2 separate regions of the Homo sapiens genome follow, and region 1 is linked to region 2. The links are chromatin loops, found by intact Hi-C in ENCODE. Cell type or tissue: HepG2. All regions are shown on one strand. Links, peaks and the distances in the headings refer to the core of each region. The heading gives the core; the rest is flanking DNA. Region 1 overlaps SH3RF2 (SH3 domain containing ring finger 2). Region 2 overlaps PRELID2 (PRELI domain containing 2).

The links. A loop is a pair of places that touch in the nucleus more often than their neighbours do. Peaks named below come from ENCODE experiments on the same cell type or tissue, not always from the same donor. Only the 100,000 strongest peaks of a DNase experiment are listed, where the experiment ranks them.
Region 1: it touches region 2 in a loop (6-fold over the local background); 8 of 110 quality-filtered maps call a loop at or near these places.

The regions. Positions count from the first base shown.
Region 1 is chr5:145,979,637-145,982,450 of GRCh38, forward strand. The region is part of intron 2 of SH3RF2 (SH3 domain containing ring finger 2); the gene reads left to right. The region is part of intron 3 of LOC107986458 (a long non-coding RNA gene); the gene reads right to left. Among named protein-coding and RNA genes, the nearest start is that of SH3RF2, 44 kb to the left of the region's middle. RefSeq lists an enhancer at 1-4. In HepG2, for the core only: a CTCF peak has its summit at 1,298 (motif pointing left); a DNase peak (open chromatin) is centred at 2,435; H3K4me3 peaks cover 188 bases.
Region 2 is chr5:145,829,286-145,832,099 of GRCh38, forward strand. The region is part of intron 1 of PRELID2 (PRELI domain containing 2); the gene reads right to left. Among named protein-coding and RNA genes, the nearest start is that of PRELID2, 4.6 kb to the right of the region's middle. In HepG2, for the core only: no CTCF peak of the experiment used is centred there; DNase peaks (open chromatin) are centred at 666 and 1,496.

The DNA.
Region 1 (2,814 bases), core at 33-2,532, 150 kb after region 2:
TTTGAAAATTTAACAATTGGCTTTCACAAGCCCATGGAAGCTGGCTCCAGCACACCATTGTCTCTAAGACTCAATTTCCTTATCTGTCAAATGGATGAATAATAGCGTTTACCTCATAGGGATTGTTGGAAGGTTGAAGTGAGAAAATGATAGTGGACTTTTATTGAGTATTTATATCTATCCACCAGGCACTTACTATGCATTATTCACTGACTTCTCAAAACCATACAATAGGTACTGATATTCCTTCCATTTTATACATGAGGAAGTTGAGCTGAAGTAACTAGTCCAAAGTGATACAGTAGCAAGTGGGAGAACCTGAATTTATTCCAGAGCCCGTGAGGTGACAGAGACATTAGCCCAATGCTCAGCACGGGGCAATGCTCAGTAATTGGGAGCTATTATCATAAGATAAATAAACTTCTGAAACGTGCCCTACTTTGGAAGTAGGGATGAACAGTTTGTGTTGGATGAAACCTCTCAGCCCCAGAAGACACATACATTTTCTTCTAGGAGAAAGGCCAGGGTACCTGATGGGAGGACCAGCTGTTGATTATTCATAGTAACAAACGACAAGAGTTGAAGCTAATTGACACCCACACGTAACGAGGCAGTTGTAAGTTCCTCCCCTCCCCAAATTAATTAGGTGTATGTTTTTCCAGGCTTTATCTTTGTGTACACATACACATATGTATTTTGTATTAGATCAGGGTGTACATATTTTTTTGCAAATTGCTTTTCTTTTTAACCTGAGACTAGATCATGAATCTTTCCCATGACAGTCCACCCCAATCTATCTCATTCTCTCTAAAGCTGCTTAGCATTCCACAGTAGTTACTTGCTATCATTTATTTAATCCACAACAGAAGGATACTTAGGCTATTTCTAATTCTTCACTATTATAAATGATCCTGCACTTCACAATCTTTTACATAGATTCTAGCATATGTCTATGGGAGAAATTCCTAAAACTAGGATTTTTAGGATTTGTAAGGCAAAGAAAACACGTAATGTAAATCTTGACCAATGTACCTAGTTACTCCTCACTGTGAAATTTTAAGCTCCCAATATTCAAGGAAGGTGCCTTTTTGCCCATACTCTTACACCAACATTAGGATTACTCTGATGATTTGATTTTTCAAACTTATTATAAGTATTTCTAAATATAAAAATAGAGAAAATAATAATAATGAATGCTTATATACCTATCGCCCAGCCTCCACAATTATCAACATAAGGTCAATCTTATTGCATCTATATCCCATTCACTTCCTCCCCCTACTGGATGAAACTGAGGCAAAGTCCACACATCATACTCTTTCATTGGTAAATATGTCAGGAGCTGCCTCTAGAAAATGAAGATTCTATTTTTTAGCATAACCTCAACATCATTATCACATCTAAACATTTCTTGATGTCATCGCATATGCAGTCAGTGTCTAAATTTCCTCAATTTTTTTTCTTTTTTCTTTTTTTGAGGCAGGGTCTTGCTTTGTCACCCAGGCTGGAGTGCAGTGGCATGATTATAGCTCACTGCAGCCTTGACTTCCTGAGCTCAGGTGATCCTCCCACCTCAGCCTCCCAATTAGCTAACACTACAAGCATATGCCACTACACCCAGCTAATTTTTTTGGCTATTTTTTGTAGAGACAGGGTCTCACCATGTTGCCCAGGCTGGTCTTGAATTCCTGGGTTTAAGTGATCCTCCCACCTGAGTCTCCCAAAGTACTGGAATTGCAGGCATGAGCCACTGCACCCAGACAGTCTCATAATTTTTTGATGGTTTGTTTGAATCAGGATTCACCAAGATCCACACATTGCAGTTGGCTGATAAACTTCCTAAATCTCTTAAGCTCTAGGTTCCCCCACACGCACACCTCCTCTTCCTTTTTCCCATGCAGTTTATTTATTAGAGAGATTGGGTCATTTGCCTCGTAGTTTCCCACTTTCTGAGTTTTTCCTATTGCATCCCTGTGTTGTCATTTAACATGTTCACCAGTCTCTGTGTTTCTTGTAAGTGATAGTTAGATCTTGAACTATGCTGTCTAACACAGTAGACACTAGCCACATGCAGCTCTTCAAATTTAAATAATTAAAAGTAAATAGAATTTGAAATTCAGTTCCTCAGTCACACTAGCACATGGCACATGTTCAATAACCACAGATGGGCAGTGGCTGCTGTATTGGACAGCATAGAATAGCACATTTCCACCATGGCAGATAGTTTTATTGAGCAGCAGTGCTTCTAGAGGCATCACAGGATCCTCTGATAATTGTTAAATTATTTTTTCTCATATGCACTCAAGAACAAAGCTGAACACCCTGAAATCTGCATTACTAGTCTATATTGCAGGCTTACATAATGTAAGGGAAGTAACTAATGTGTGGTAGACTCTACTTCTGCCTGTTTTAAGTGGCAGTGGCTGTGTTTACAGAAGATGATTAAGTATTTGCATGAGTGCCTCAGGTATGTATGACATTCTGTGGTGACAAAAGGTCAGCAGCTCCCCAGCATGCAAAGCAGCCCGACCCTTTCCTAGCCTCCTAGGAGGAAAATTGAGGGAATTCATGCTAATCCATAAGGCTCAGTCCTGCAGTGATTATAGGACATGCTGGTTCCAGGATATTCATAAACATTCATCCTCTCATCAAGATGCAGGTGCTCCTGGAGGCTTCTTCCTGACTATGTCTTTGTCTTGGCATGCATGTAATGAGCACATTTCATAGCACACCAAACAGGTTTCTCAGCTTGCTTCTGTGACACTTGGCAAAGCCGAGGATCCATGTCGAGAGGAGGCAAGCACTTGCACCCAG
Region 2 (2,814 bases), core at 162-2,661:
ATTTAGAAAATATTCCTAATTCAAATGTGTACCTTTATTCATGCTCACTCTCTCCTTTATTACTCTAAGTTAGTAATGATTTCTGAGGCCACTTCTCTCAGCTTTTTATTTTCAGGTTCATGAAATAAATGCAACAAATTATTGTTGTTGTTATCATTATTCAACAAGTACTTTAAAGGAGCCTGCTGTGTGCTGAAATTAAGCTAGGTATATTACATATAACTGTAAGCATTATCCAATTTAATTTCTCCAACAACTCCAGAAGACAGTGATTATTATTCTCATTTTGCAGATGAGGAAATCGAGGCACAGAAAAATGAACTGACCTGTCCAAGCTCACAGGGCTAACAGCGCTCCATCCCTGTCTTCCCCACCCCATCCAATGTCAGAGCCCACATTCTGCACATCTGCACCATTCTCCTTTACATCATGCCTAATCTTCTAGTGGAACTGAGGACAGGAAGACAAAAGTGAAGAAAGACTAGTACAGCATGTGACAAAAGATAACATGTAAGTGTCAGATTTGCAAGGGAGAAAAGATAGGATCAGAAATGGAAACATTATTAATTACCCAATCAACTTTCTACTCTAAATGGAAATAGCCCTTCATAAATCCCCTTTATGAGCTTAAGAGTAAACATTCAAACCATTTTGTTCAGCACACCAGGCTCCCAGCCAAAATAAATAACACCCAGGGTCATTCTGTCAAAGCAAAGAAATTATCAATATTTTAATCTGTCCATTTTATTACAGTATCCAAAGTAAGGACATGTTTCTGAATCCCATACTGACTTCAATCTAAAATTGCACAGGGCTAATCCCCAAAAGAGTCAGTTCATTCATTCATTCAGCAAGGATTTGCTGAGTACCTACTATGTTCCAGGATCTCTTTGGGTAATTGGGATACATCAGAAACAAATGACAAAAATCACCACCTATGAAGGTGATATTCTATTCACTATGACTCCTTTGACCACAGCATAAAAAGAAAGTCAACCTTCTGAAGGTAAGAAAAATCTTTACTTCTCTGGCCTCATTTAGATATAAACAAGAAAATCCAGTCAATATAATAGCTCTCTGGATCCTTTTTAATGAGTTTAAATTTCAGGCAGATGAAATTTAAGAAGTTCTCTGAATCCAGCTCATGAAAGGCAAGCCCATTAAAAAGGTCTAAGTGAGATTCCAGAGAAGACCCACTTTCTACACTGCTACATTCATCTATGCAACTTTGTGTTCTCTTTGTAGATGATTTTAAGTAAAAGGAAGGAAACAGTGGTAAGTGATAAGAGCTAGAAAGCTAAGAATCACACAAAGAAAGAAACCAAAATACACTGTCAAGTGCATTGACACTATAGTTCTTGGAAAGTACATACAGTTCAGCATCCAATGAATAAACTATTTTGGGTTTCATAACATTCCTCCATGAAGAGTTTATTGAGAAATATTGTATTTTAGGAACAAAGAGTATCATATTGTTTGTTTTCACAGTGTCACTTAGCTTTGAAAGCATGCAGCTAATATTTTGCCTGTGGTATTCAACAGGCAGATGTAAGAAGAGCAAACATTCTTCAGGTTTTAAAAACCGTAGTATATTATAACTTGGAAGGCAACTCCTAACAAACCAAAAGCCATAGATCAGTAGATCTGATTTAAAATAGAACTTCCTCAGTGCTAAAGCAGCTTCAAACATACCATTGTGCAAAATCAGATTAAATGCTTCCCAGTGATCCTCATATGATTGTCGCTTCTGCCAAGTGCTTTCCTTTGAAAAAAAAATCATAAAGACTGAAAGAAAAATAAAAGTGTATTTTGCCAAAAAGATAATTCTTACTACCTTAGGCTTATAAAAAAGCTTATGCTTTTCAAACTGTTAACACATGTGACATCCTCACAACAACCCTGGAAGGTAGGTGGGGTAGGTGGCATTACCATTTTCACAGAGGAGAAACTAGGGCTTACACAGTTGTGATGCTGCTGACTGCACAAGGGCTCCTGGTCAAGTGGGCCTGTGGGCACAGGACTGCATCCACCTAAAGGAAGGAGTAACTTTTTCTAATTTGCATAAATAGTCTCATTTGCTTTCCCCTAGCCCTATGAACTGTGAGCTTATGGAGTGGACCCCTAAAAGATGCCTTTTCTAATTTGCACAAGGACACAGTATAGGATGGTGAAAATTGTTTCCCATGGCCACCCAACCTAACAGTGAAAGCATAATGATCAAGATCCAGGTCTACTGACTACCAGTTCATGGCTTTGAATAACATAAGGGGAAAATTCACCCAGCAAATGGGTTTACTGACATCTTAGAAATAGTCACATAGTTCCTCCCAAGGAATCTCTGAAGGATTCCTTTATGAATGAATAGAAAGAAAGGAAGTACAGTGACATGCATGATGTTAACACTGTCCCATCACTAGACCTTTAGTCTCCAAATGTTTGTCTCTCATTTCCCCAGTTCTGCCTTCCATTTCCCAGTTCTGACATCCCCAGTTCTGTTTCCCAGTTCTGCCCTTCCCAGTTCTGCCTTTTCATAGTACTTATTCACTATGTACCAGGTACTTTGCTAAATATTTTATAAGAATTACAACAGGTTCTAACTGAATACAGCTACATAAGTGACCTCAGCTATACCACACAGCACACAAAAATCAACCACATGAGTTTAGTCAACTCACAGAATTGTGAAAATTAAAAGCCTGTCATTGGTTTAAGTCGCTACGTTTTGGAGTGGTTTGTTACATACCAATAGATAACTTAAACATTCTGTGTTCTCACCCTAACACACATCAAAGTTATATCTTTATATCAGGGTCA